Linked DNA regions of Homo sapiens: all the other regions are linked to region 1. The links are chromatin loops, found by intact Hi-C in ENCODE. Cell type or tissue: dorsolateral prefrontal cortex. All regions are shown on one strand. Links, peaks and the distances in the headings refer to the core of each region. The heading gives the core; the rest is flanking DNA. Region 1 overlaps DIP2C (disco interacting protein 2 homolog C). Region 2 has its middle 100 kb from the start of DIP2C. Region 3 overlaps DIP2C (disco interacting protein 2 homolog C). Region 4 overlaps DIP2C (disco interacting protein 2 homolog C). Region 5 overlaps LARP4B (La ribonucleoprotein 4B). Region 6 overlaps DIP2C (disco interacting protein 2 homolog C).

Region 1 (5,020 bases), core at 796-4,795:
CAATCTTTTTCTGAAGACAGAGTCCATGCGTTGTATCATCAGCACCATTTGTGCCTGTCCTGGTCAGGAAGAGCTGCAACCACGTCTCTGTGCTCTTCCAGTGCAGGGTGCTGCCCTTCCCTCCCTTTCCAAGCACAGAGCAGCTCCTGATGACCCAGCACCTCTGCTCAGCCACCTTCCCCCAACGCCTTCCTCCCTCACGCCACAGAGGAGCTCGTGCAGCCAGGCTTTCTGGCTCACCACCGCGATTCAGTCACTTACACCCTCATTCCAGGCTGAAAATCTCTTCTGAAAATATCCAAATCTTACCCATGTCAGGCTCCATCTTTTCCCCAGAGCCCCTCACCCACTCCAGAGCAGCATCTCCGGTGCCCGTGCAGCCTGGGCGCAGATCCACAGGCTCAGAGTGCCCAGGCCCTCAGCCCCTCCATGTGTGCCCTTACTCCCTTGCTCCCCAGCGTTAATGCCCCCATCCTCGATTTCCTGGTAGGCAAAAGGGGGTTAATTCTAACAGTGCTTACCTAACTGGATAATTTCATACCGCATCCGGCCCAGCATACTGCCTTGATAAATGACAGGTCCTGCTGCACTGTTACCATTGTGCTGGTTCCGGATTTCCTGTGAGCCGCTAAGCTCTTCGCAGCAAAGACCACTCAATGGTCTGGTCCAGGACTCTCTGGGATGGATGGATGGGTGAGTGGCTGATGGACAAGTGTGATGCTGAATGGGATCATGCAAAGCTGGCCCCACGTATTTTGGTCAACGTAAGAAAAAAGCCTCCCATGTTTGCTTGCTGCCACCCTAACCGCAGCGTCCAGAAGAAGCCACTTAAAGGCAACTGTACCGCACATACAGGAGATGGCGAGACGAGACTGGCTGGAGATGGGAAGTTGTGTACTACTGATCAGGGCTGCATGACCCAAAAAAGGCATCACTCGAAAACACGGCTGTTCCAACAGCAGTGCTGGAAGGCGGCCACTCTGACCCGACCGTCCACCTCCAGGGTCAGCCACCTGGCACCTCTTGGATGTCTCATCCTGGGCACCCCTTCACAGAGTAAATGAGCCTTTTAACTTCAGCCTGTCCTCGCTAGAACACTGACTCCCACCTCCCATGTCCTGAACCGGCCTGTTCCAGGGACTGCTGTGGACAGACGAGCAGGCCCAAGATATCTAGTGGCATTTCCTGGCAAGGACACTCACGATGCTTGACCATACAACTAGGGGTCGATTGGTTTTTTAGACTGACTGTAATTCCCTGGTGGCACGCGTGGATACTGATTCACCCGGGGAGGGGCATAGAGGAGACTGAAGGAAAACCCGTCCTAACCGCGCCAGGTATTCCCGCACGCACCGATATCTTCAGACTTCTGCAGCATCCTCCTCCTACAGACAAACTGAAGCTCAGAGACACTAAGGAGCTTGTCCAAGACCAGCAACAAGTATGTGAGCAGCTGGGATTCAACCAGGTCCTTCCCTGGATCCATCCGCGCTGCTCCCCCTCCCACCCCGAGGCAGCTCCAGATGGACACAGCAGGTCGGAACATCCCACACCCCAAAGACAGACTACGGAGCAGAGCCGGCTTCCGCAGCGGAAACTCACACACAGCCCATTCCCATTCTTGCCGAATATCTCAGGGACTCTGTGCGGTAAGGGCTGCAGGTGTGACCTCACTCTGCGCCAGGAGATCCGGGTGGTAGGCAGTGTTTTGGAGGGTGCTCGTCCAGACGAGAGAGAGGCATCTAAGGGGGCTCATAAGCAGATCCATGAGACACAGGACACCTCAGAGAAGGGCCGACAAACCCCACAAAGTCGCTCCCATCCTGGAGAGCAGCTTGGAGAGGACGGGGCGCCGCAGTCTCCTCCCAGCCCACGCTTCGGCATGGAGAGCAGCTTGGAGAGGACAGGGCCGCCGCAGTCTCCTCCCAACCCACGCTTCAGATGGGTCTCGCTGCAGCCTGTGGTGCTCATCAGGCTAAGCAGCAAGAGGAAGCTTCCCAGGGCAGGAGTTCTCCTTTCACAGCAAAAGTGGCACAGGCAATGCAGCAGGGCTACTTCAGCCCAGGGCTCAGGAACCACGGGGTGCAGCGCGGCCTGCAGCAAACCAGACACATCAGAAGCCAAGGTCCCACTTTAACATTCAGTGACATCGAACGGAGGGAGTTATCTGTAGCAATCGCCTTCCTGGGGGACCCGTACAACACGCATGACCACTGAAACTGACTGAGTCCCTTCTAGGTCCTGGGGGCTACCCCACTTTACACTCATTGGTTCCATTCACAAATCTATGTGGGGCAGTTGTTAGCCCCAGTTTAGAGATGAGGAAAATGCTGCTTGGAGAAACTAAATGATAAAACCAGACTTCAACACACCTTGCCGTCTCCAAGACCCCTGCTCTGTGTCCTAGGGTCTCAGGGGCTGGGTATTCGGCATTTTAAGTGACTAATCATAGGCAGTTTTCTTCTCTCCTGCACCTATATTTAGCCTGAACGTGCACGTACATGCTCAGCTGCAGGTGCACTGCCGTATGTGGACCAGCAACGCTCTTTCCCGCCTGGGGTTCTCGTGACCACCTTCCGGAAAGCTCTCGCCTGCTTTACAGCCGTGCCAGGCAGGCCTGGGCAGCCGCACAGTGAAATTACTGCAGGGTCAGAGCCAAGTGCTGGCTGAGATTTTAACAGCGAAGACAGCAGAGCAATGGGGATAAGCTGAACAAAACTCTATTGCAGCACAGACGGAAATCTAGAAGCAAAAGAAGCTGACACCCCTGAGAGAGCAGCTGACTGCATCTCACTGTGACGTTAACAGCAGCCTGCTGTTTCCAGCGCCTCCGTGTGCCGGGGTTTCCAGTCAGCATTTGTGTTTATCTGCTCTTGAGCTGCCTGATCAAACCTCCGTAAAGATCAGGGATATCTAAATTGACCCAATATCTGCATGCTGGCTGCTCAGAGCTGGTGGTGTGGGACAGCCAGGACATCACTTAGTCATACGGGGGCACAAACATGTCACTTGCCACTCATGTCTTTATCTCATTAAAACCTATTTTCTCCTGAATATTGACCACAGCAAAGTCTATTAGCCTTCGAGATGCAGTTGAAACATCGACGTGCTTTGTTCAAGAGGTTTAAGACACACGTAAGTCTTTCTTGCCATGCTCAATACACACAGCCGTTTCTGAAGTCGGTGTTTCTGGAACAAAAGCCTTGGCCTGCCCCAGTGAACATTCACGCTGAACACACTGTCGCGATGCTGCTTGGCCAGCCAGCAGGGGGCAGGAGAGAGCAGCAGGTGCCAGCGTGGAGTTCCTGCAAACTCGCCTCAATCAAGGGCGGTGTGTCCTGCCAATCCAGCGGCTTCCTCCAAGGGGAAGCGGCCTCTTCAGCTGCCACAGCACTGATTTCAGGCGGCTCAGCCAATGGGGCAACAGATTCAACAGAGTTCCATGTCGTTAAAGGAAAACTTCTGTTACCAGGCAACCTTAATATCAGATTCAACGTAAAATAACCAACAAGATTGTTTCCAAACCAAGGTGCTACTAGTGCCTTATCCTTCAATGCTGCTTAAACACGGAGAAGTATGAGGAAAAAAGAACATAGCATTTACTTCTTAAAAAATAACACGTCTTCCAGGTTCATTTTACCCATAAAGACTTAGAACTGTGGCTTCCCTAGAGGAACGTGGTGGGAGGTGGATCCCGACACTGACCCAGCCTCCCCCCACAAGTCAGTCACCCCTCCACGGGGTTCACACCTCTCCAGGCCCTGTCACCTCAACAATGAAGGGTGGCGGCTCCGAGCTCTCTTCACAGGGAGCACCGAACAGGAGCTAGAGAGAGACACAGACACACCCACAACCGCTTAAAAATCCTGAAATGCAATACATATTTAAGGACTTCATTATTAGTTTTTCAAAACTGTAAGAACAAAGTGAGCCTGGCTTTAACCTGTGTGACACGATAACACCGTGTATATCTGTCCTTTACTGTCTGTTCCTTCTCCAGCTGCTGCTGCCTGGCTGGCCGACTGCGGGAGAAGAGCCTCTGGTACTCCCGGGAGGCCCTCGGTAAAAGCGTGAGCACCACAATCACCTCTCAGGACACCGCACACGTTAGGGTCGCCCACAGACGGCCGTTCCCAGTGCCTTCTTACAAAGGCATGAACGGGCCTCCTGCTCTTTGTAAATGTCAACCTTCCTAAGCAATGTCGTGTTGACAATTTTTAACTGCAGTCCACCTATACTTCTTTGTTTCTGTCTTGTTTTTATCCTAGAGGCATATTATTATGGAAAATTAAATTTGCAAGGTTGAAGCGTTTTTTAAAGTTGACTTCTAATCCTGGAAGGGAAAAAAATGGGCCAGATGTGGTGCTCACACCTGTAATCCCAGCAGTTTGGGAGGCTGAGGCAGGCAGATTGCTTGAGCCCAGGAGCTCAAGACCAGCCTGGGAAACATGGCAAAACCCTGTCTCTACTAAAAATAAAAAATAAAAATAAAAATAAAAAATTAGCTGGGCGTGGTGATATGTATCTAGTCCCAGCTACTCAGGGTGCTGAGGTGGGAGGATCACCTGAGAGGTGATCACCCAGGAGGTGAAGGCTGCAGTCAGCCAAGATTTGCGTTGCTGCACTCCAGCCTGGGCGACAGAGTGAGACCCCATCTCAAAAAACAAAAAGCAAAAACAACTGTATACATCATTATAGAAAGGAGCTGGCCGGGCAGTGGCTCACGCCTGGAATCCCAGCACTTTGGAAGGTCGGGGTGGGCAGATCACCTGAGGTCAGGAGTTTGAGACCAGCCTGGCCAATATGGCAAAACCCCATCTCTAATAAAAACACAAAAATTAGCCAGGCATGATGGTGGGTGCCTGTAATCCCAGCTACTAGGGAGGCTGAGGGAGGAGAATCACTTCAGCCTGGGAGGTGGAAGTTGCAGTGAGCCGAGATTGCGCCACTGTACTCCACTCCAGCCTGGGTGACAACAGCGAGACCCCACTTCAGGAAAAAAAAAAAAAAAAAAAAAAGG
Region 2 (5,020 bases), core at 237-4,236, 280 kb after region 1:
CCTGTGAAAACTGGATGTGAGCCTCTCTCTGGTGGCAGCTTCTACTAGTGCTTTTTTTTTTTTTTTTTTTTTTTTTTGAGACAGAGTCTCGCTCTGTCGCCCAGGCTGGAGTGCAGTGGCGCGATCTCGGCTCACTGCAAGCTCCGCCTCCCGGGTTCAAGCGATTCTCCTGCCTCAGCCTCCCAATTAGCTGGGATTATAGGCGTGCCCTACCACGCCTGGCTAATTTTTTATATTTTTGGTAAAGACAGGGTTTCACCATGTTGGCCAGGCTGGTCTCAAACTCCTGACTTCAAGTGATTCACCTGCCTTGGTCTCCCAAAGTGCTGGGATTACAGGCGTGAGCCACCGTGCCTGGTGAGAGTTGGGTTTTAGTTTTATTTTGTTTTTCACAGATTCCGGGGGTTGAATGGCAAAGAGGCGGGAGCAGGCGGAGGTCCATATGGAAGTTCAGACTCACCCCGCAGGAGTTCTGGCTGGGAGGCTGCCAGGACAGGCAGGATGTGGGAGCCGCCCTGGGAGGCCCCTCACTCTCCCCACACTGACCTCACATCCCCGTTACGTTCCTCATCCCAGGCTGGGCCAGCCACTGGGCGCTGGACAGAGCTTAGGAAGTAGGATGGCTCCGGGTGGGTTAGAAACCAGGTGCACGGCAGAAGCCGGCCTGGAGCCGCCCACAGCCCCAGCCATCCTTGGAGGGCCCCAGCCGAAGGAGCTGGTGCAGCTGGACACAGAGACCCGCTGGTGATGGGACCGGGCCACACGCTCCTGCAGGGCCCAAGCCGAGACCCCTGGCTGGAGGGTCAGCACCCAGGGTGGCAGCAGCTGCAGGGGGTCTAGGGAAGGACCGGGAGCAGAGCCTCAGCTCGTGCTGCTGCTCCATACACAGAACGCGCTGCGCAGGGGATCCTAGGCTTCCTGGGAGTCACATTAAAAAGCAACGTGAGACGGGCGGGGTTAATTCTGACGGTGATGTGTCCTCTGACCACATATCGCTAACGCACCATCATCCTGGTGTGGACTCGGAGGAAACACCACATGGCTTCTCTTGCCAAACCACCCACGTGTGGCAGGTGGTCACCGTGGAGCACGGGGGCCCAGTGTTTCTCAGACTGAAATCACACACAGACCCTCTTTAACAGAAACGAAAGTCTTGCCACTGCCCAGGGTTTTGATTTAATGGCTACTTATGCTGTACAAACAGCTTAATAAAACTGGGCACAAGCTCTTGCTGACTTGTATTCCGCCATAAAGCCGAATAGCCGCAAATAAAACAAATGTAATTAAAAACCAACATGAACATAACTTGGTGGGTGATGTTTTGCCGAGACAGCGCTGGCTCCAGAGGCCACTCTGGGGCAGGGGGACGTCGGCTTGGCTGTCCTCTGTGCGCTCCAGCTGGGAGGCCGCTTGGCCCCGCTGGGCTCAAAGGTCCCCCTGACGGACGTGCCTTGATGTTGCCACGTTGGACGGGATTAAAGTGCTGAGGCTGCTGTGACGGGTCAGGAAGACAAACTCGGCCCAGAGCACAACTGCGAGGCACACAGCCTTCCCAGAATGGCAGCAAAACCAAACATGGCCCTGGGAGGCCGCGGGGAAGTCCTACCTTGCAGAGCTCTGCTCCGGGGCCAGGGGGCGCTGGCTGGGGCCCCTTTGCAAGGCCCATGCGCCCTTCGACACCAGCCCCCGCCACAGGCTGCGCAGGCAGATGTTGCCGCTGCGTTTCCTCGCCAGGTGTCCATGGTGCCCTGCCCAGCGCTGCAGGCTCACCCAGTGTGGACGCAGGGGGCAAGGGAGCCTCTCCTGGGTCTCTGTCGCACGCCGATGGCTGTCTATCTGGGCAGGGGGTGGGGCTGGGGCCTTCGCCACGGGTGTGTCTTTCCTTTTTGTTTCCTGACGTGGAATTCTGTTGGGATTTTTGGGGACGATGACAGTAAGAACATCAAGGAGCTGCCACTGGATGGTGGAGCCGCCTCGTCACCAGAAGATCGCTCCAGCTGGCGTGGTGTCCGTCCCCCTGTCCTCCGGGAACTTTCCAGTCTCTGGTGAGCCTGGCCACAGACGCCCTCGTGAGGCAGCACTGGCCACTGGCAGGTCTGCTGAAGCCACAACCACACGGACAGGGACGGCTGGGCCGGGCTTCTCTGGCACTGACACTGAACCTGCGCGCGTGGTTCTGGGTGCCCTGGCAGTGGCTGGATCTGCCGCATGCAGAACCCCCTCCTGGCCCAATTGTCTGCACGAGGCAACCGGGGCGTGGGGAGGTCTGAGCTCCACAGTTCAGGCCACAGCACCCGAAGATGGAGCCTGGGACCCCTTTGCCTTTCCAATACGTGATGCCAAGAATTTCCCCAAATGTCCTCGGTTTTATCCCCGAGTGCGACATGGCTAGAAAGCGGAGCAGAGGCGCTGAGGGCAGGAAGAGGAAGATGCGCCAGGCCTCCCAGGCCAAATGCCAGCCCCATGCTCCTTGTTCGCTGGGCTCCTGCACTGCCCACTCCATGCACACATCCAAGCGGGCACAGTCACTGCCCCTCACGTGCCCAGGCCCACAGCCGCCCCCTGACCTCCAGCAGGCACTGGCGAGGCAGGGCAGAGGCTGCCAGGATAGAGATCAGTGGACAGAGACCTGGAGACAACGCAGGAGGGGGCCGTGTGCCGGCCTCACTCAGGGCAGCAGTCACCGATGGGGAGGGGTGTGGCCTGCGAGGCTGAAGTCTGAGCTGCTTTGCGCCAGGCCCAGCTGCAGGGAAAGCTGTAGGGCCAGTGAGTCTCCCTGCCGGGTCTCTCCCCAGCAAGCTGTAGGGCCAGTGAGTCTCCCTGCCGGGTCTCTCCCCAGCAAGCTGGTCAGCCCTCAGCAGGAGGTCACGTCCCGGCCTCCAAACCTGTTTCTGGCAGCCACAGACCCCTAGTCAAAGGGACCTGACGAGCCCGTGGAGCAGGGCTGAAATAGCCGGCTTTGGAAAAATCCAGCTCTAAGACTGTGTGTGCACGCCTTAAAAACCATTCAGGGCTGGGCATGGCAGCTCACACCTGTAATCCCAGTGCTTCGGGAGGCTAGGAGTTCGACGGCAAGACCCTGTACTACAAAAATAATTAGCCAGGCATGGTGGTGTGCACCTGTGGTCCCAGCTGCTTAGGAGGCTGAGGTGGGAGGATCACTTGAGCCCAGGAGTTCGAGGCTGCAGTAAGCCAAGATCATGCCACTGCACTCCAGCCTGGGCAACAGAGCCTGTCTCAAAAAAAACCTTTCAGGTGGAGCTTCTAGGAAAGGTGGTCTGCAGCAGGCATCCCTGAGCTGGGCCCCCAGGCACTGTCGGGGTGACGCTTCTTACCTGGACCACCATCTGTGTCCGCTGCACTGCACTTCCCCTCCTCCAGCACCGTCATCTAAGGGTGAGGCCAGCCAGGGGCCAGGAAGAAAGAGGCCTCCAGGGGTCCTCAGAAGTATCTTCGTCCCCAAGGCGGCTCCTTCCAGGCTGGCCGCGGCATCTGTATCACCAGCCTGCGCACTAGTGTCTGTGATGAGACGCCATAGCACAGGCACTGGGGTCCAGCACATGGAGTCTCAGATGGGCTTCCTGCCTGGGTTGAAGGGTCGTTCTCTGCTAGGGACAGCCATCGGCTCCTTCTCAAAGCCTCCAAGAGATGTGTCTGTCGGCGTCTCAGCCACGCATCCCTGTCTCAGGGACTTGCCTGAGCACAGGGCCGGGCCTGGTGTCTGCAGCTCTGACAGCACCCAGGGGATGCGGATTGGGCCACACTTTGAGGAGGACTGGACTGTGACGTGCCTTTCACAGAGGAAGGAAGGACAGGCAGGAGTCGAGGCAAGGAGTCGAGACAAGGCGAGCCTGTTGCCAGCGAGTCACAGAGTTGTGCAGGGTCTGCCGCAGAGCTCCCAGTGCACTCCAACCCTGCCACCGGACCAGCTAGGCCAGACCCCCAGGGAGCCGAGCACCCCAGCTTTACAGTTTTCCCAGGTGGTTCTGAGTCACTGAGCCACAGGCAAGCCTGGAGCCAGGAACAGCTATGGAGGATCCAGATGCAGATGCACTGAAGCCCACACCTGCCCCCCAGTCCAGCCCAGTGAGTGTGCATGTGTGTGCATGTGTGCACCTGTGTGCGTGTATGTGTACCTGTGTCTCTATGTACATCTATGAGTGTGTGCATGCATGTGTATGTGTACATGTATGAGTGCGTGCATGCATTCCTGTGTCTGCCAGTGTGTGTACATGTATTTGTGCGTGTGTGCATGTATGTGTTCACATCTGTGTGTGCACATGTGTGTGCCTGTGTGTGCATGTCTGTGCCTGTGTATGCACTTATGTGTGCCTGTGTGTGCATCTACCTGGGTGTGCACGTACATGTGCCTGTGTGTGCATCTACCTGGGTGTGCACGTACGTGTGCCTGTGTGTGCATCTGAGTGAGCACAGATGTGTGCGCATCTACCTGGGTGTGCATGTATGTGTGCCTGTGTGCAGGCACCTAGTTGCCAAACAGATCACGCCGACTCACTAGTGATATGTCAACAATAAAACTGGATTGTCATCTTTGTAGAGCAGTAGTTCTCAAAGTCAGTTCTTCATCAGAAATCTAGGGGCCAGGCCTCCAGGCAGCTGTGACACAGCCAACGGCCAAGAGCTGCGGGTATTGATCAGACTGCAGGGCGTCGGTCCTCCCAAAAAGGTGGGCACAGCTTGTCCATCAGGGTTGTGGGTGCGGGGCAGCTGTGTGGGGCCCCTTCCTCTCCCACCACGACGTCTGCTCACACAGGGTCTGTGTGCCTCTCTGGGTGTTCACCTGATAATACAGACCTGGTGGCCCAGTCTTCACTCACAAGCATAGGTCCCAGGCTGCTTACCAGCATGTGAACTGGCTGTGTTGCAGTCAAATGCTCGGCCCCAGTATAGTCAGCGTTCACTGGGAAGGGTCAGGTCTTGTGAAGCCTTGAGCACCACTGGGCAGGGGTGGCCCTCAGGACTGGGCCATCCACGGGAATAACATGAATTAGAAAACAGA
Region 3 (5,020 bases), core at 709-4,708, 120 kb before region 1:
ATCTACAGTGAAAACGCCTCTCTGTGGAATTTTCATGGAGCAACAGCCAAATGAGCCAACCAGCACATGCAGGGCAGCTCCCCAAGATCTGGCCGCCGGGAGCTCTGCGGACAGATGGAACCCACTTCGGGGACATCTTGTGGTGCTTTTCACACAGATGCTGCTTGCTCAAGTAAAGCCCTAATCAGTCACTTTAATGTGAATCTGAACATCACATTAGCAAACGTCCCGACTCTTGAAGGGACACAGGTGAGGGGCAGAGGTGGGGCGACATCAGCTTCTGCAGCAGGAAGGCGGCTCTGCTGAGCCAGGAAGTGCCGGGCCGAGGCAGGAGAACACGCGTGACTGTCACAAGACGGAGGAACGGCTGAGGCCAGTCGCTCATGGCTGTGGGTGGAATGCTGACCTCAGGCCAGGAGCCAACCTTTCGCTAAACCCTGCCCTGGTAGTGTCCGCCCGTGATTTAATCCCCCAAATGATAAAATCATACACATAAGAAGATCCCAAAAAATAAGGAAGAGACTGAAAACCACAGGAGCAGCAGGCCTGGGAGGATGCGGCTGCTATTCAGCCAAGGTGAGGCTGGGCCTGCTGCTCCTCCGCACGTGTAGAGTGCCCCCCGCGGCCCCGTCAGACGCCAGCCCTCAGCACAGCTCTGCCCAGCCCTGGCCAGTGTGCTCAGAACAGCACTTAACCATGTCTCACCCTACACACCCATGTGGGAGGCAGCCCAGTGGAGTCTTCAACACACATACGTGCCCAGGTACACACGCGCCCAGGTACACACGCGCACACACTCACATACACACACACACACTTAACACTCTCACACGCGCCCATGCACACACGCGGATGCGCACACTCAGCGCACACACACACACACGCCCACGCACACACACGTCCCCACACAATACACAGACACTCAACACTCACACACACGTGCCCACACACAGGCGCGCACACACACTCAACAAAGAAAGGGACCAGACAGATGGACCCTGCACACAGCACCTGAAGCAAAGGGCTGCGGGTCCTCAGTGGGCCTCACGACCTCTGCCGGTGACCCAAGGACGGGACCCGGCTGCACCTGGACTAGTGGCTTTCCTGACTCACAGGCCTCAGTCCTCTGTCCTTGGAAAGGTGGCGTCGGCCTCAGTCTGGCTGGATCTGAGGCCAACTCCGGGAAACAGGTGCTACATCTCAGGAAAGTGAATAAAAAGAATCCTCCCAGGATGCATTCAGAAAACTAGGTTCTCATCAGGGTCTTTATTCGAAGACACTTCTAGCGGCTGTAGGACTGGCAGATGGAAGCAATATTAGGATTCACATACTTAACTACACGAATATGCTCATCTGACCTCACTTTGACTTGCACCATAGCCAACAGATTCTTTCAGTTAAAAATAAGAAAAGTTCTCTAAGACCAATAAGCTGCTACTTTCTAAAGGCACACTTCTGAAAGGATGGCACCCAAATGGCCAACAGGTCCATGAAAAGGTGCTCCACATCACTAATCATCAGGGAAACGCAAATTAAAACCACAGGGAAGCCAGGCGCGATGGCTCAGGCCTGTAATCCCAGCACTTTGGGTGGCCACGGCAGGCAGATCAGTGGAGGTCAGGAGTTCAAGACCAGCCTGGCCAGCATGGCTAAACCCCAATCTCTACTAAAAATATAAAGATTAGCCAGGTGCCATGGTACGCGCCTGTAATCCCAGCTACTCAGGAGGCTGAGGCAGGAGAATAGCTTGAACCCGGGAAGCGGAGGTTGCAGTGAGCAGAGATTGCGTCACTGCACTCCAGCCTGGGTGACAGAGCGAGACTCCGTCTCAAAAAAAAAAAAAAAAAAGAAAAAAAAAGAAAAAGAAAAAGGAAAAGGAAAAAAAAAAAAAACAACCCACAAGGAGACATCACCTCACATTTCTTGCACTGGTTACAACGTGTTTATCAAAAAGAGGAAAAATACCCGTTGATGAGGATGCAGAGAAAAGAAAACCCTTGCACGCTATTGGTGGGAATGCAAATTAGCACAGCCATTATGGAAAATGGTATGGAGATTTCTCAAAAACCTAAATATAGAACTACCATATGATCCAGCAATCTTGCTACTGGGTATTGGGCCAAAGGAACTGAAATTGATCAGGAATCCAGATTATCGGCATCCCTACATTCACTGGAGTGTTATCCACAAGGGTCAAGAAGACAAATCAACCACAGTGCCCAAAGACCCACGAATGGATGCAGAGCAGGCAGAGCCGGCACACTGGGCGCTATTCAGCCTTCAGCGAGGAGGGAAGCCGGGCCTGTGCTGAACCGGAAGGACATTACGTCACACAGTGGGCGCTATTCAGCCTTCAGGGAGGAGGGAAGCCTGCTCTGTGCTGAACTGGAAGGACATTATGGCACACAGTGGGTGCTATTCAGCCTTCAGCGAGGAGGGAACCCTGCCGTGTGCTGAACCAGGAGGACATTACATCACACAGTGGGTGCTATTCAGCCTTCAGCGAGGAGGGAAGTCTGCCGTGTGCTGAACCGGAAGGACATTATGCCACACAGTGGGCGCTATTCAGCCTTCAGGGAGGAGGGAAGCCTGCTCTGTGCTGAACCAAAGGACATTACGTCACATAGTGGGCGCTATTCAGCCTTCAGACAGGAGGGAAGGTGACCGTATGCTGAACAGGAAGGACATTATGCCACACAGTGGGCGCTATTCAGCCTTCAGGGAGGAGGGAAGCCTGCCACATGCTGAACCGGAAGGACGCTAGGCCACACAGTGGGCGCTATTCAGCCTTCAGGGAGGAGGGAAGCCTGCCACATGCTGAACAGGAAGGACGCTAGGCCACACAGTGGGCGCTATTCAGCCTTCAGGGAGGAGGGAAGCCTGCTCTGTGCTGAACCGAAGGACATTACCTCACACAGTGGGCGCTATTCAGCCTTCAGACAGGAGGGAAGGTGACCGTATGCTGAACAGGAAGGACACTGTGCCACACAGTGGGCACTATTCAGCCGTCAGTGAGGAGGGAAGCCTGCCGTATGCTGAACCAGGACATTAGGCTGCCGGAAATAAGCCAGGCACAGAAAGACCAAGGCTACATGAGCTCATTTACACGTGGCATTTAGCAGTGAATAGAATGGTGACCACGAGGGCTGGGGGGGAGGGAGGAGTTGGGGGGAGGGAGGAGTTGGGGGAGGGAGGAGATGGGGGGGAGGGAGGACATGGGGAGATGTTGGTCAGAAGAGACAAAGCCTCAGATTGGAGGAAGAGGTTTTGAGATCTATTGCAGAGCAGGGTAACTATAATAAATGAAAATGTAATCTACATTTCAAAATAACCAAGAGTATATTCCAAATGTCTTACCATAAAAAATGAGAGGTAAGCAAGGTGACAGATATGTTAATCAGTTTGATAAACATTCCACGTCGTATGCATATATCAGAACATCACACTCTACCCCATAAATGTATATAATTATAACTTGTCAGTTAAAATAATATTTAAAAAGTAAAATCAAGTCACGGTGTCTTTAGACCTGAGAGGCTCGGCCTCAGGGGAGGGTCTCTGTACTTCACCTGTGAAATCACTTGTGGCTTCCCTAGCATTCTATCCCATGACCACTGGTTGGCACAGTAAAGGTTTCTAAATGCCTTGTTAAGGTCTGTGCGTTCTCCACAGCTTTCTGCAAAGCCTGAGGCATCTGTAGGCAAAGTCACCTCAGGGTTATATTGGCACAGAGAGGGCAAGACAGGAATGTCAGCCCTTTCTTCTGAGAGGGGTTTTGGTGCTTGGTGATAAAACCATAGCCACAGAGGGCCCCTCCCTATGTCCTGGAGGTGAGGGACAGGCAGGGGATCTTTCCTGTCCCCGTGTCCTCATCACATGCACAGGTTACAGTCACTGACACGTAAGTCCCCAGGGACCTCCCAGCGTGAGAAGTCCTGGCCTCCTGAAATGTCCCCACACTGTTCTCCTGCTATGCTCCCTGCCCTCGGACCACAGAGAGTCCCCCCGAGATGCCCCTCATCCCCATGTGGACCCTGCCCTGTGCACAGTGAACGTGCAGCCTCTACTCGGGTACAAGGGGCTCTCAGCTGAGGGGGACTGTTGGGTCCTCCTGTGGGAGAGGAAAACTGTCCTCTTCCTCCATCATCACTGCCACAGCTTCCCAGCCACGTGGCCTTGGAAAGATTTCTGATTTGTTCAAAACGTACGGTTTATGTCTCTACTACCATTCAAAGGTACTTAATTCATTATTTCAAAGCATCTTAAATGTGTTACAGTGAAACGTTTCATGGCTGAAATAAATGCCACCTTGGTATTTGGAGCTATGCCTAGGATTTGAGATAATAGGATGGCATTTCTGCCAACCTGAGAGCAGCACTCCAACATGCTCAGGAAAACCACCTCCCCCCTTTATCCAAATCATTTTCCTCTACAAACCAGCCTGGACTGGAGGACACCAGGCTATACACTTTAACATGGATAAATACAAATTATTAAAGTGAAGAAAAGAATAATTGTTACGAATAACAATGATAAATGTTTTGTGTCTGGTTATTGAACCATCACCATATGCTCATGCCTACAAGTTCCTGCAAATCATCATTTCACTGTCGCTTAGAGACCTCAGAGCATGTCCAGAGAGCCCCTAACCATGGACATGAACATCAGCTGAAGAGAAGCCTTGTAAACTCCTCACTAGATCCCAGGACTGGGGTTAACTATAGTACTGAGGCTGTCATGTAAGCATGACTGGAGTCCTCCAGTCCTTCCACTTTTCTCACCTGTTGTGAAGACCATGGGACCCAGGGGATGAGAAAGCACCTCACGGGAAGTCTGAGCTGTCTGATGCACACGTGGAGTGCTGGCTGCAAATCCGGTGGGGGGGGGGGAAACTGGCTGCAAATCCGGTGGGGGGGAAACTGGCATTCTCCCATAGCAGCTACCACAGACTCCCCTGCCTCTGCCAGACACGAGCATACTCAGGAGGCCAAGCATGAACCTCCTGGCTTTGTACATAGGA
Region 4 (5,020 bases), core at 299-4,298, 58 kb before region 1:
CAACTGTATAAAAGCTGGTATCAGTTATGGATCAATTCCCTTATTTCTCTCTTGGGCCACACTTCCTGCTTCTGCAGAACATATCACTTGGCTGCAACACACAATGTTGACATTGAAAATAAAAAAGACTGTATAAAAATGATGCAGAGAATTCTTCTGAAAGGCCACTGGGACACACACTTTGTTGGTGATCAGCTGTCTACTAGCAGCAGCAAGAGAGACAGAGCTCCACGCATGAGCAGCCACAGCACCTGGGTCTGTGACCCACACCAAGACCCCCAGGGTGACGACAGGCCAACCAACAGCCTTGGAAAGTACACTTCCTTCCCAGAAGAGCTTCCCAAGAGAAAACAGAAACACTGATAATTGCAGGCATTTCCATGACTGGTCTGGAACAATGAAACCACTCACCTCCAACAAGGAACACATCTTGTTTCAACTGAGGCAACTAAAAAGACGAAGGAAATAGCACAAAAGCCAGGTTGGTTCTGTCACTTACACACACACAGACATGTACAGGTCTGTATGTGCGTACATGTATGTATATGTCCATATGTGTGGGTATAAAATATACTGTCTATGCCTCAATAACGGCATCGTCTAAATTCAGCCTGTGAGTTCCTCAGGGCCAGGGAGGGAGTCTCAAAGCCCATCTCTGCAGCACCGGGCTGTGCTCCCCAGCCCCTGCCTGTGGGCGGTGACTGGTGAAGCAACAAACCCTCCCAGCCCTGTTCCTTCTACACCACATCCGGAACAGGCGTACGTACACCTGGTATAGAAAGCTCCCACAGCCTGAACAGATCATTCGATTCTAAGTCAGGTTAACCTAATCTCTGCAGTGCAGTCCTACAAACAGATTTTCAAAAAGTTACCAAACCACCACCTCAAACCTCAACACTTTGTCTACTTGGAAAGAGGACGTGGGACTGGGATTTACTCGGCCACCAAAACACTCACAGGGTATTATCCTATCGCCCTTCAGTGCCCAGAATAATCATGTGGTCTCTCGCAGTAAAAACAAAACCACAACCACCGCAACCCAGCTTTTCTTCAAGTTGTAGGGAGTTTTACAGCCTCTTTCTATGTGGTCTTTCTTTTTGCCCCAAACTGGATATTCTTTTTACTTTCTCCTTATTTCCTGACTATAATTTAATCAATGTAATTAAAGTGCTTGTGTTAGAAGCAATTTTACTTAAAAAGAATTGAAAGAACTACATCAAAATATTAACAGTAGCCATTTCAGGATGACAAGATGACAACGTATTGTTTTTTGTTCATTCTCTTCAACATTTGCGAAGTTTTCTGCCTTGAGTGTAACCACTTTTGCCATCAGAGGTTACATATAGTGCTTGATGGAATGAGGCCATAGAGCACACACACCACCCTCTAACACAAAGCAATCATGTGGGGAAGGATGGAGACACAGGAAAGGTACATCTTGAAGAAATGCGGGTTTTTTTCCATAAAGGCAAAAGACATTTTAAGAAATGTTTGCACCATACACAAGTCTGCTACATTTGGTCAAAAAACTGAGAAAACAGTAACAGAAGAATACTTCTGCCCACAAGGAGACCAGCACACCCAGCTCAGGGCGACACAAGGAGACCAGCACACCCAGCTCGGGGCGACTCCAGACGAGGACAGAGAGTGGTTTCCTCACAGCTGACCCACAGGATCGGGTAACACGAGCAGGAGGGAAGCATGGGGACCACAAAGATGTCAGACTGTGGACTGCACAGCAGAAGACAGCAACACAAACCAGTGGAGTCACTAAAAACAATTGCAAAAAGATGTCTACATTCTGCTTTAACCGGAAATCAGTGGCACAGTGACACTTCAAAACATCCATAAACAGCACCCTGAAGATTCCGTCAGACTCTACATGGAACAATGTTAAGGCAAATAATGATAACGGGATAGCGCTAAGGGGTCTTCTCAGTGCAGACCCTTAGAGCGCGCACTAACCCCATCATCAAAACACGGCAAACACGTGGAAAAAGGACAACCTGCCCAGGGGTGAAGAGCAGCTTCTGAAGCACGCAGTGTAATTATGAGTGACTAAAGTGAGTCAGAATCTACCTCCATGTGCTAAGTTGTTGCTGTGTTTAATAATCCCAGTCCAACTCAAAATATCCAAGCCAGAAAGGAGCATCCGGCCACTAACATCTACAATAGCGATTAAATGGACAGCGCTTTGTCGAAAGACCTTTCACAACGTGACACCTAGAGGGAAGCGAAGCAACCAAGCCACGATGGCCCCCTGGTTCCTCTCGCTGCTCCTCCTGGGTCCTCAGCACAGCCGGGTGGCTCTGCTGGTGCCCTCCTGCAGAGAAAACACCACACACCGCTACTGAGGAGGTCTCTTATGACATCCAGCTTAAAAGGCCGCATGTCCACTGGCCAGTGGCCCAAATCCCACAGGTGAGGCGAGAGAAGAGGGATAGACTTGACCACAGGGCACGGGGCAGGATGGACCCATCTCCCTTGAGAGCCAACGCCAGCGGATCACCGGGAGGCCTGGCCAGTCTGAGGCCCCAGTGCGAGGAAGGGGGCAGTGTTGGATTAACACACAGTGCTGGAAAGGGTATGAGCTGAGAACAAAGACGTTTACAGAGCTCTGCATAAAACCCAGATCACTGTGAGAAGAGCTCATAAGATGAAGAACTTTTAGGAAAATATAACATGGGTAAACAGGTTGCTACAAAACAAATATTCCCTTGAAAACACAATATCCTTTTCATAAAATGAGCTGATAAATGAAATCTAGCAGCTGTGCAGCATCAGAAATCCATTACAGCATCTGATCAAGCGTCCTCCAAAGCCTTAATTACAAATGCCCTGAATACAGTTTTACCCGGCCACATGAATGAGACACCAGATGAGAGGCCGTGGAATGGAAACAATGAGAAACAGAAATCTCTCGGGTGAAGGTACCAGGCAGGATTGCAGCGGAGTCAACAGACATGTGTGCAAACATCACGAGAGTAACAAGATTTGCTGGTCATGCTGGACATACAGTGTCAAAGACTCCAGCAAATGCCTGAAATACAAATGCTTAAAACGATAGGAGAAAATAATCTGGAGGCTCAGCAGTCAGGACAGAGGGCAGTGATTGTCTAGTATTTTTAAGTATCTTTGAGGAAGAGCACTGAAAGTGGTCAAGGATACTTCCACTTAGGGAGAGGCTAGGAAGTGACGGCTTAAAATTTCACGTAAATGGAAGATGATTCTAGTTTGGGATCCTAAAGCAGCATTAACGTGTTATCAAAGCAAAGAGAAAAGAAGCAGATGCATAAATACTGAATGAGAAAGGAATGAGGGAATGTAACAGGTACAGCTGGACTCAGGGCTGTCAGGGCAAACACAGCACAGGGGCTCCAAGGAGACCACGCTGCCTGCAGCCATCTCAGGCAGGGAGGGATATTGCTGGAGAAGCTCCTACAAAGCTGTCGGAGCTGGGGGTGAGCTGCTGGCTGCCATGCAACACAGAGGCCAGAGACCCCAGCAGCAGCAGGACCTGCTAGAGCCTCTGTGCACAGCCCTGAGACTAAGAAGTGAAACCACTGTCCTCACATGCCTCTGTCACACTTCACAAACACAACTCAACAGAATTTGCAGGACTCAGATCCATGGTTTCTGAAGAAGGCAATAAAGGGTGAATTTGGAGCTGAGAGGCAATAAATTGATAGAGGTGCATTTGGTGACTCCAAAAGAGGCAGATCTTTCTCGTTTTTTCTGCTGTGGCTGCTAACAGTTCATTCCCTTTAGGCCTTTCACTCTAAGAACCCAGAAGCACCCATCTATTAAGAGAAGGGCTTATTCAGGATCAGCTTCATGCAGCATTGAATAAATCACTATTGCTAGTGAAGAGTTTGTTGGTACTACTTACATTTATAGTGTTAGATAAATTGGTTAACTAAAATACATTTAACAGCGTTTCTTAAAGTACTAAAAAGGGATAAAATACTAAAAATACTAAAAAGGGATAAAGTACTAAAAAGGGGATAAAAATGTCAGCACCCCTCAAACCCCTCAGAGAAAGAGGTAGTATACAAATGCACCCTGTATGCTTGATGTCATTATTGCAATGAGATATTCAGGGATAAAAGCATCAGCACCTATCAAACCCCTCAGAGAAAGAGGTAGTATACAAATGCACCATCTATGCTTGATGTCATTATTGCAATGAGATATTCGGGGATAAAAACATCAGCACCCTTCGAACCCCTCAGAGAAAGAGGTAGTATACAAATGCACCATCTATGCTTGATGTCATTATTGCAATGAGATACTCAGGGATAAAAACATCAGCACCCCTCAGAGAAAGAGGTAGTATACAAACGCACCCTCTATGCTCGATGTCATTATTGCAATGAGATATTCGGGGGATAAAAACATGAGCACCCCTGGAACCCTCAGAGAAAGAGGTAGTATACAAATGCGCCCTTTATGCTTGAAGTCATTATTGCTGTTACTAGTATTCTAGATTACTATGTATATCCACAGCTTTAAATCTTTAGAAAAACCCATACCCTTCACTTCCATCTTTTGAAGTCATAAATCACAATCCATTTCCTAGAGCTCCTGCCATTTGCACCAAGCTCACAGCATTACACAGTGAGCACACACACAGCCTGGGGCTGCTGTCCAATGGCAAAGACAACCATGAGTCAACAGAAGAGAATGTTCCTCCAAGGTAGATACGTGGCTTCACAGCAGCAGAGCAGGAAGACGTAGGTTCGGGAGCCAGGCCGCACCGGTTCAAACCCCAGCTCCTCTGTGACCTTGGGCAAGTTGCTTAACCTATTTGCACCCCCATTTCCCTGGGTGCAAATCAGGAACAGTGAGTCCCTGCCTGAGGAGTGGCCCATGAGGAGTAAATGAGATGAAAACACTCTGCAGTGAGTCCCTGCCTGAGGGGAGACCGTGAGGAATAAATGAGATGAAAACACTGCAGTGAGTCCCTGCCTGAGGGGAGACCGTGAGGAGTAAATGAGATGAAAACACTCTGCAGTGAGTC
Region 5 (5,020 bases), core at 301-4,300, 300 kb after region 1:
CTGGCCTATGGTCTCACCTGCTGTCCCTCCTCTCCGTGGTGGAGACACCCACACACCTTCGTCTAAGCAGACCAGCAGTTGACTTGGATCGGAAACGGCTTGTGCCCAAGCAGGCCCAGCAACACACGTGGTCCTTCTTCAGTTGGTTCAATCCAATGCTTTAGAGAAACACGGGATTTTAGCATTATTAAAAGATGTGGATATAGCAAGGAATGGAATACAACAACTTCAGACTTTGGTGGGTGGAGGCGGAATACGTAAACCTCTGACAGCCATGAGGAGACCGAGCCCTGGCTCTCTTGTGGGACCTGCTGACCCCAGCAGAGCCCTGCAGACAATCCACAGATACACGGTGGTCACTTCCATCCAGGGAGTTCTGGCAGGGTTTGTTATGTGGCAACAGCAAGTCAATACCTCATCCTAGTTCTTCCCAGGGCAGTGCTGTGCACAGAGAAGACACAAAATATACTTCGAGTTAATACACATTTACCGAGTATCTGCTAATTTGCAGATGGCGTGCTAAGGACAAGGGAGAGGCTGGTGATCCAGATGGCATAATTCCTGCCCTCAGGGAGCACAGTTAATCATACTTTGATGAGTTCTATGAAGGAAATTCTCAGCAACACAGGATGACGGGTGAGTTAAATGCTATGGTGTTAGGACAGAAAGGGAAATAGGCAGTGTAGAATAGAGACCCTAGAGACCCCAGGTGGAGATCCATGCACACGTGGGAAGTCTGCAAGTAACAGAAGCAGCACTGCAGACCAGTGGAGAGACAGTGAACTCACTGGTGATACTGGAAAAAGAAACTTTCCACATGGCATAAAGTAAAACTGGGTTCCTGCCTAAGCACGCACACCACACACACGATTAGGCCCAGCTGGATTAAAAGCGTGTGTGTGTGTGTGTGCGTGTGCACGCACACACACACACACACGCACACATACACACACACTATTAACTTTATGACCCTGGAGTAGGGAAAGGCTTCTTAAGCAAGTCCAAGACACTCAACAAAGGAGAAGATTGATAGATTTTACTACACAATAATTAAACACCGTAAAAGATACTATTCTAAATAAAGAGTTAAGACAAATGGTAGATTGAAAGAAAATATTTGTAACATATATGACAAAGGATTAATAGCCTTAACAGATCAAGAATATTAATTCCATCAGAAAAAGAGTAAAAATGGGAAGACGACATGAAAAGGCAATGCACAGAGGAGGAAGGCAGCAACATGTTAATCAGTCCCCCATCCACTCGGTGCCTGGCACAGGAGGGGCCCCGCCTCCCGCCAGCCTCTTCCTAGTGCAGACATCACTGCTGCCTAAGGATGAGTCCATCACCATGAAGACCCAACGTTAGCTCCAAACAGCTTCATGGACACAGCTTTGGAGAGAGTGCCATTTTAACAAAATCAAAGTCCTGATACAGGAACATGTATTTTTGCAGTACATCTTGGCAGTCACAGTAATGGCTGTCTCCGCATGAGCATCTGATGTTAATGCTCACTCTGAACCACTAAAACACAAAGGGTGAGCCCCGTGTGCCACAGCCAGCCCCCACGTAGGTGAGAAGGCTTTAGGATCCAATCATATATGAGGCCCGTGTTTCTTTCTCATGCACTTATGGGAACAGACAAAAAACTATGTTTAGAAAAGATGCATTATTGAAGAAATTTTAATTTAAAAAAAATCAAAAGAAAAATTGAACAGTGCCTAAATCTTTATTTTCATAACCTACATTTTTTTTCAAATTAGACAGTTTTACACTGAATGACACAAAAGGAAACTTAAATTACCAATAGTTTACATGTAAGCTTGATTCCAGTCTTAATGAAGCAGAACAAAAACGAAACCCTCGAGGAGCGACCACATGACCCCCGCGCTGTGAGCTGCTGGCGGCCAGCGCCCTCGCCTCGATTGTCTGCAGCCCTGTAGTGGGCCGCGAGGCACGCAAGCCGCAACTACAGCTCGCCAGCGGGGCACACAGACAGGCATGCACCACCACTACCCGTCGCCCGGATACACTGAACTGGTTTTGAAGCCTGAACTGCAGAGATCCTAATATAGCAACGCAGGACGTTTACGGCCACCCGCCAGTGACAGCCGGTGATGTGATGACAGGAGGGCCTGGGTGAAAATGTCAAGACACTCACTCTCAGAGAACGACGACTCCACTTGAAATTCATGTCTGGTGAAACGGGACCAGGTTTTTATTCTTCTATTTCAAAATGATAAGCATCATCACACGATTTTACAAGTTAAAATGCCATTTGTCACTGCTGCATCTCTGATTCTATAACCTGAGATACTGCTGGGGGTAAAGGAGGGTGTTAACTTAAAAAAAAAAAAAGTATGAAAGCCACTCTCATCGCTGTATGTGACACAGCACAGTTGGCATGGACCGCCACAGCTTCCTATTATGATAACTCTCATTTTCTTCTGAGCAGAAACTCTTGAAGTAGTATCAGGTTTTTTCAGACATTATATAGCAATCTGTATTTCACCTTTAATTAAAAAGGATGCTATAAAAATCACCTCCGAGCAACGTTTCAGTTCTTGATGCAGAAGACTGCTGCTGGCTAGGCAGTAACTACAGTGTATTGACCGGAGGGCAGCAGAGCCCTCCAGTGGCGACTGGCTAATGCACGCGCTGCCCTCCTCATGCAGCTGTTGAGCTCCCACTTCGGTCGACAAAGTGAAGGACTAAGCTGGCTCTAACCACACACACACACTGCGCTGCAATGCTCACACCTTGGGGGAAAGGACTTCTCATTATTAAAAACCAAGGACTCACTGGCGGACGGGCAGGCCTTGTGTTTTGGGAATGGCTGATGGCGCCCTGGCCCTTCCGTAGCGAAGATGCAGCTCGTAGGCCCAGGCCTCGAGGTTGCCTCCCAGCTTTCTGAGTATTGAGAGTTTGGGTTTCACAGATCAATTATTTCTGATTTTTTTTTTTTTTTTGGTCAGTGAACTGACAACTACAAAAAAAAATCCCCATGTTCTTTAAAATGCATTTGAAAAACACTAGCCCTGTGGCTATTTCTCTGTATTTGAATAATGGCAACTGCTTTAAAGGAAATGGTCAAATAGGCATGTTTTCCTCTGGCAGGGTCAATCATGCTTAGCTGCAGGTGATTTAAATTAGATTACTAGTCACCTTCACTTACGATCCTGCCAGTTTTTGCTCTCTATATACTTTAAAACTCTTTCACATTAGATATGATTAGTATGCATTTACATACATTTTAAAAGAGTATGAAAACATCTGGAGGCTTTTAATAAGACTTTCCAATTCCCTTTTGCAGCAAAGAGGCAGAATCAGTTCAACACACCGATGTAAGAGAAAAAAGAAAATCTCAACAAATCAAAATAATATTCAAACCACAACATTTAGTTTATCTACATCCCGCTCAACAGCAACATTTATAATATATCAATAATCTGTATCAGAATTTTCTCTGTAGGGTACCTTTTTCATATGTTCTGATTATTTACAACTGTACAAGCGAAGCACACTCCAAGTGCACGTATTTAATACAGTATTGACTATTTGCATTTACAGGATTTTCCAACATTCTGAAAAAAGATCAACTGTTGAAGATCTTTAAGGTATATTACAAAAACTACTACTAGCTCTTGTACTACAGTATGCTTACTCAGTAAAACTAGCGACAGGAGATCCACGCAGTAACTGAGTAACTCTGACCCACTCACGCCAACCCAGGGCCGGGCTCCATGGACTCTAAGCTGTCTTATACAAAAGTTAAGGCAAAGTCATTTTCAAGTTTAAATAAAATTCAAGTCTTTAAATATTGGATGGAAATAATTTTTTCTTAAAAAAAACCCTCAGTCTTGTTAAATAACATTTTGTGGAATAAAGTGTATGGTTACATTTAGCAGGAAATATTCTTATTTTAATGTTTGCTGCTTAGAATAAAGAAAAATTTGAGGCATTTTAAAACAAAATAATTTATATTTAACTTTATTATAAACTTGCTAACTTTAGTGCATCCTTGTTCTTCAGAAGTGCAGCACTTCTGGAAGTGAATCAATGAGGCCCTCGTCTTGGAGGTAAAAGAGCAGGAACTTTATCCTCCACCAGCCAAAGAGGGGGAAAAACCACAAACACCATTCTCTCACGATTACATAACTCTTAAATCCATGTGCTGATGCAGAGGTACAGGGAGATGTCCACACGGAGCTGAAGATGTGGACTCTCTCCAACCAGAGTGCTGGGGAACACGGACAGAAATGTGCACAGAGCAGGGCCGGGGCCATCAGCTCACAGGGGTCAAAACAACATCATGGTACAACTTCTGGTAACATGTCAGTGGGCAACAAAGTGTATGTTTTCATGTAGGTTCTATTCACAATGTGCTTTGAATTTATATTACATAATAGCCACTTGAAACTGGAGTGAGAAGCTGGTTACTTGCTTGCAGTGCATCAGAACCAAGGTTTCTGGGGTGGCCCCTGCAGGTTCACTCCGCCCAGGAGATCAAAAAGGATGCGCTCTCTACATTCTTAAATGCCACAGTCCCCTACCAACGGCTTAGGTGGAAGCACAGCTCCCACATCAGCACTGATGCCCTGGCGCGGCCAGCACTGCCTCTACGAGGCCACACCTGCCTCTGCCAAGGCCACTGGCCCTCATTCATCTGCGGGGACGTTCTAGAGATATGCACTTACAGACCAGTTACTTAAAAAAAAAAAAAAAAAGCAGAGTTCCCTTAATTTAGAAAAACTCACTATATATAGCTTGCATTCAGAGCCACATGGAGGCTTAATAAAAAATACCAATTTGTTAGGATAAATGCTTTTTCTATCTTGGAAAAAAAAATCAGACTTATGCATCACCTCCAGTTAAGCACCAACCTAAAATAAGGTTTGTATTAATTAAATCCTGAAAAATCGATTTTTTTTCAAGAGGGGGAGAATCCAACTCACAGAAGAAAACCAACTTGAGGATCCCACAGGCCTCAGACACTGCAAGCTCCTAACCAGCGGCTCGC
Region 6 (5,020 bases), core at 632-4,631, 100 kb after region 1:
CGTCCTTTGAAAGGCTGGAGATGGGATCCCAGGTTCCAAAGGGCCCGGCCACAGCTCACATCAGGTGGCATCTTTCACAGCCGTTTACTCCGCCGACTGTGTCTAGAGAGCTCTGTGGCCCAATTTACACAAAAAGGTCCTAATTTACACACATGTTCATTGCTTTGAACAGAGTCTCAAGAAATGAGACAAATATTGACGCTCCACAGAAGCAAGTATTCTCTTCCGGAAAGTCAAGAAGTGTCAGGTTCCCATGAGCCAAGCAGCTTGGTTACGGAAAGCACTGGCTGACTTGCTGGTTTACTGTTAAATGCATGTAAAATTTTAAGGGATCCGGCCCCCCTCCCAGTGGGTGTGCACGTTGAGCTGGCTGCAGCAGTGATGAACGCTGACCACGTTCTTTCCTGCAGTTTTGCTTCAAGCAGAGCATCCCACACCCAGGAAGAGGTCACAGGACAGCATGGCCCAAGGTCTAGGACCGTTCTAAGGAGAGCTACAGGCTGACTGCCTCGTCTGCAAAAAACAGTCACTCATTTCAGGGGAAATTACCAGAGTTCATAACATGTGAATTTTTAAAATTCAGATTTCTAATTTCATCCCATTAGAACTTTTGAAGAACAGATGTGCACCTGCTCCAAGCCAGTGAGAGGACGCTCGGACAGTCCCTTACAGGTCCTCGGCCTCCGCCTCCCACCTAGAAAACGTCAGCTAGAGCCGATCACAGTGCAGTGCGATTTTCTATAAATAATGTGCACGCCTGCATCTGAGCTGAGATGTGAATGTCTGGAACGTGCCTGCCAGGCCCGGGAGGAACTGCAGCAGCTGTGGACACAAGCCCACTAAGGAATCCGATTTGGAGGGAACTCAAGGCACCTAAAACTGGTTCCACTGGTTTTTCTTGGCAAGGCTTGACCAGGCAAACAACTGCATTCGTCTCCACCCTGGAAATATGCGATTCCTTACCTCTCAATAATTGTCACTGTTTCTAATTCATGGTAATTGGGATGGGGACTTAACAGCAGGTAATTAGAGCAATTGCAGAATTTGCTACTGAATTACAATGGCAGATTCCTGAGAATGGAAGAACTGTTGCCCAGGAATGGAGTTCAACAGATCCTCTCCACACCCTGGTAAACATGGCATTTCGCACACCTGCTTTGGTCCCCCAGCCACCCTCCTGATCTCAACAGGTCTTCCCTGTGCCCCGGGAAACATGGCGTTTCCACACACCCCTGCTTTGGTTCCCCGGCCACCCTCCTGATCTCGGCCATCTGATGGCATCACTCCCCACAGCTGGAAACACCTGACCTCTTGTCACCCTCCCATCTGCCCTGCCTTCCTCCAGCCCAGGATATTCAGGGATACCCACATACAGGACCAGGAAACCAGGCATTATCCTAAACCAGTGCCTGCATTCAACGTCCTCCATGGCAGGACAGTCACCAACAGCCAACGCTCCCAGAACCTTCCACCTCAAAACAGGCACACATCTGGATTCAAGCTGACAACGCTGCATTCTCTTTGCCATGCACACATGGAGGCATGTCAGGTTCCACCTAAAAGGTATCACTGGGTTCCACGGTGGCTAGGAGCCCAAGCCGAGTCACACTTGGTGATCTCAATTCACCATCCACACAGAGAAGCCTGCAGTTTTCCTCCAGTGTATGGTGTGGATGATGGGTGCATTTCCCCTGGAGACTCGGAGACGGGAGCCTGGCCAAGGAGGCCAGAGTCACCCCAGCCCCCGCCAGGCCTGGACATGCACCTCTTTGTCTGCACACAGTACCCAAGTCTAACAGTGCCGGCTCTGTGGTGGGATCCGTCTCGGCCTGCAGAGGACCCGGGGCACAGGAACCATGCAGCCTGGCTGCAGCCAGAGGCCTAAGGGATCCCCCCACGAGGCTCTCCAGCCAAGGTGCCCTCACCACAGGCACAGCCGTGCAAGAGAACTGCCTGCTGAACTGGAAACGTCCCAATCTGCTCGGCCGACACAAAGACAACAGCCACCTACAGCTGCTGAGCCCCGAAACATGGCCACTGGGCCTGAAGGGCTGAGTCTTGAATGTGATCCATAAAGTTCCTTTCAAGTGTGTTTAGCTGTGTAATCAAATCTTTATTCTAATGAAATTTAAAGGAGCCTCTGGCTACGGGCTCCCTTGCCGGGTATCGCGGCTCCAGGGAGTAGGTATGGGAAGGAGAGGCCCAGAGCCTCTCTGCATTCTCCACACTGATCCAACACGTCATCATAAGGAAAAGCACTCCAGCAGGAGAGGTGTGCATGGGAAGAACTGGGTTGGCCCTGACACAAGCGTGACCCCCATGGCATCACAGTTGCCTCAGCCAAGAGACAAGAGACAATGACACCCAGCTGGACAGGCCACCAGATGTGATGACACAGCCGAAGCGCTGGTCCCACGCCAGCCAGAAACCACCAGCTGCTCGTCCCATGTGAAACAGGCAGCGCTGTCCCAAGCCCTCATTAAGAAAGGAGAATTAAGGAAGCAATTCCCGTGATTCCCACGACACACGTGACACTTCTCGGAGAGAGACACAGGCTTCACTGTGAAAGTGCAGAGGACGGTGCGGTCCCTAGGCGGGCTGCTTCTCCCAACGATCGGGGAAGAAATGAGATCTGTTTCCCTGTAGGAAAATCATTTGTACCGTGATTAGACAGAAGACAGAAGGTGGCTGATGTTATCAAATCACCAAGCACTGCATGGCTGCTTCTGCAAGGAGGGCCTGGAAACTCGCAGCCACCCGCATAGGGGCCACGGTGTTTACAATGGAGACACAGGTGACTATGAGGTCTGGCTTCCTCAGGGACGCTAAATTTGAACTTTCGCCACTGAGGAATCAGTCATTTACAGTCACTCACCCTCAATGCAGAAGAGGGCTCAAGACACTGCACCAGACTTCAACTCTCAGGGTTAGGGTCAGAGTCATCAAATTCACCAGTTTTACAAAACGTCTATTTACTTCGGATGCCAGAAGAGATGTAGGTTCATATACACACACACACCCGCCCCACACACACACACAGGGTTTGCTTAGCCTCTTCACCAGCGCATTTCACCGACAGATGACACATCCATGCCTCATCCATGGCAACACAGAAACCCACTTGGAAGACAGCCACTCCCACCAAGCTTCTTGACTTTAGTGTTTAAAATCTGCGTCTCATGCGTGAGATTACACTCCTCCAAACAGACATTGCGCCTGTGTCACTTCACCCAAAAGGGCTTTAGGAAACGACACGCAGCCCAGATGCCAGAGTTTGCCGGCCGTCTTACTCTAGCCTGATTCCTTTGTGCCTGTAGGGAGGCTCCACAGATACAGCCCGCTCACATTAATGACCACATGAGAAGCTCAGACCATAGACAAACTCAGTGCTGCATTTTTCCACATTTATCACCCTTTTGTTTTATCCTGAAGACGCTGAGAAAGGCTGGGGCAGATCTCCTCCTTGAGTGTAATGACTCCAGGCACTTCTCTTCACCCAGGTCATCCCTCAGTCACACACACTTGAGAAACAAAAGCAATTCTGTTCTCTTCACTCTGGGTTCCAAGTACTAAATTCCTCGATTTTATCAATTAGATTATCAAGCAGCCGTTTGTAATCTGGACCGCAATCCGATACAAAATTTAAAGCTAATTTAGGTGGCAGTAATAGCTCCTATTTACGTTACAGACAAGCATGAATGAAAACTTTAATCTGTGTTTATTGTCCATAGGACCCATTTTGTAAACAAACCAATTATTCAAGCAAGGATTGTCTTCAGTCAGACGCAAATTAATTTGCTTTGTTCATAAAAGATTTTCTTATTTTAGGAATTTTTAAATCCATGGTCTGCATTTCCCAAGCCTGTCTCTGCACAGCGGGACTTCCCAGGGCATCCCATCAGCGGGCCCACTGAACAGAATAAGCAGGCAGCCCCCAGACCAGGAATCAAGTCTGAGCCCCAACAGCCCCTCGCCCAGCCAGGGCTTCCTCACCAGCACAGCACCCAGAGGTCTGCCAGGTTTAATGCCACGTGTGCGTGGAGAGCAGAGTGCGGGAAGGACCACAGTGGACATTCTACAAATGCAAATTCCCTCCTGGAATAGCCCAGCAACCCTGTGTACCTTCCTCAAAGTACCCAGGCCAGGCAAGCATAGAGAGTCTAATGGGGTGCCTAGGAATCAGCATTTAACACAATTCTGATGAAAATATTTGAGAGCCACGCCCATCAGCGAGAGGCCGCCGTGGCCTCTACTCATTTGCAGGCTCTGAAAAGACAGATTCAGATAACAGGCCAGACAGGACAAGGATGGGGAGGTGGAGGGCAAATTCCATGGACCACCAACCACCCCCCATCCCCACTGAGACTCCGTGATTTAAGGAAAGAAAGCCAGGGAGGGACTGAGATTTCACATAAAATGCGTAGCACATGGCTAAGGGCCAAGGTTAGGCAAGCCAGGAGCACACAACGGGGTTCACAGGCCCAGAGGTGCCCCCACACCCAGACCCCATGCAGACCTCCCAGGCACTGCCTCTGTGCCTCCCGCCTGACTTATTTCCTGCCCCCCGCCCCTACTGTGTTGGTATCTCAGCCGCCCCCTGAAATACACGACCTCCGCCCCCCACTACCGCACATGCCTCTCTACAAACTTGGGGGACTGCAAATAGCAGCGGGGTAAGAGCTGGGCTCTAGGGCCAACGTCCTGGCTGAGACACTAGTTCCACCCCACTCAGCTGTGATGTGAGCCCCTGAGATTTCTCAAATGTGAGATGGGAATGGTAACTGAACCCACTTCCCAGGGTGGCTGTGGAGACTGAGACCACACATGGCCATATCACGGCATCCAGCACACGTGGGACCCTAGCCGTGTTGCCCTTGATGGGAATCCTTCTATGCACCCTCTGCCACCAGGGCCAACTCCCAACAGTAGCTGTGGAGGGTGTGTCCTCTATTCCCACTCCACCCACCTCCCATTGCTCCACGCAGTGACCTGCCACGTAGCGGCCACCAGCAAACCCAGC

Evidence for each region. Hi-C counts contacts between places; a loop is a spot of excess contacts. Peaks named below come from ENCODE experiments on the same cell type or tissue, not always from the same donor. Only the 100,000 strongest peaks of a DNase experiment are listed, where the experiment ranks them.
Region 2: a loop joins it to region 1, with 3 times the contacts of the local background. A loop is called at or near these places in 83 of 110 quality-filtered maps.
Region 3: a loop joins it to region 1, with 2.8 times the contacts of the local background. A loop is called at or near these places in 2 of 110 quality-filtered maps.
Region 4: a loop joins it to region 1, with 4 times the contacts of the local background. A loop is called at or near these places in 7 of 110 quality-filtered maps.
Region 5: a loop joins it to region 1, with 2.3 times the contacts of the local background. A loop is called at or near these places in 32 of 110 quality-filtered maps.
Region 6: it touches region 1 in a loop (4-fold over the local background); 16 of 110 quality-filtered maps call a loop at or near these places.

The regions. Positions count from the first base shown.
Region 1 is chr10:507,927-512,946 of GRCh38, forward strand. All of the region lies in intron 1 of DIP2C (disco interacting protein 2 homolog C), which reads right to left. Among named protein-coding and RNA genes, the nearest start is that of DIP2C-AS2, 120 kb to the right of the region's middle. In dorsolateral prefrontal cortex, for the core only: CTCF peaks have their summits at 3,273 (motif pointing right) and 3,489; DNase peaks (open chromatin) are centred at 1,535, 1,950, 2,695 and 3,275; H3K4me3 peaks cover 956 bases; H3K27ac peaks cover 2,653 bases.
Region 2 is chr10:787,540-792,559 of GRCh38, forward strand. No RefSeq gene overlaps it. Among named protein-coding and RNA genes, the nearest start is that of DIP2C, 100 kb to the left of the region's middle. RefSeq lists enhancers at 139-1,060, 1,356-1,500 and a cis regulatory region at 1,422-1,435. In dorsolateral prefrontal cortex, for the core only: a CTCF peak has its summit at 2,081; DNase peaks (open chromatin) are centred at 862 and 2,072; H3K4me3 peaks cover 1,016 bases; H3K27ac peaks cover 990 bases.
Region 3 is chr10:391,949-396,968 of GRCh38, forward strand. The region is part of intron 10 of DIP2C (disco interacting protein 2 homolog C); the gene reads right to left. Among named protein-coding and RNA genes, the nearest start is that of DIP2C-AS2, 230 kb to the right of the region's middle. In dorsolateral prefrontal cortex, for the core only: a CTCF peak has its summit at 2,827; a DNase peak (open chromatin) is centred at 2,873; H3K4me3 peaks cover 455 bases; H3K27ac peaks cover 3,004 bases.
Region 4 is chr10:450,404-455,423 of GRCh38, forward strand. The region is part of intron 3 of DIP2C (disco interacting protein 2 homolog C); the gene reads right to left. Among named protein-coding and RNA genes, the nearest start is that of DIP2C-AS2, 180 kb to the right of the region's middle. In dorsolateral prefrontal cortex, for the core only: a CTCF peak has its summit at 2,552; a DNase peak (open chromatin) is centred at 2,518; H3K4me3 peaks cover 483 bases; H3K27ac peaks cover 3,066 bases.
Region 5 is chr10:807,832-812,851 of GRCh38, forward strand. It overlaps LARP4B (La ribonucleoprotein 4B), which reads right to left. Exons shown (of 18, transcript NM_015155.3): 18 at 1,666-5,020. Among named protein-coding and RNA genes, the nearest start is that of DIP2C, 120 kb to the left of the region's middle. RefSeq lists enhancers at 1,463-1,963, 1,964-2,464 and a silencer at 1,521-1,726. In dorsolateral prefrontal cortex, for the core only: a CTCF peak has its summit at 2,639 (motif pointing left); a DNase peak (open chromatin) is centred at 2,800.
Region 6 is chr10:612,608-617,627 of GRCh38, forward strand. The region is part of intron 1 of DIP2C (disco interacting protein 2 homolog C); the gene reads right to left. Among named protein-coding and RNA genes, the nearest start is that of DIP2C-AS2, 13 kb to the right of the region's middle. In dorsolateral prefrontal cortex, for the core only: no CTCF peak of the experiment used is centred there; DNase peaks (open chromatin) are centred at 1,754 and 2,414; H3K4me3 peaks cover 1,462 bases; H3K27ac peaks cover 3,916 bases.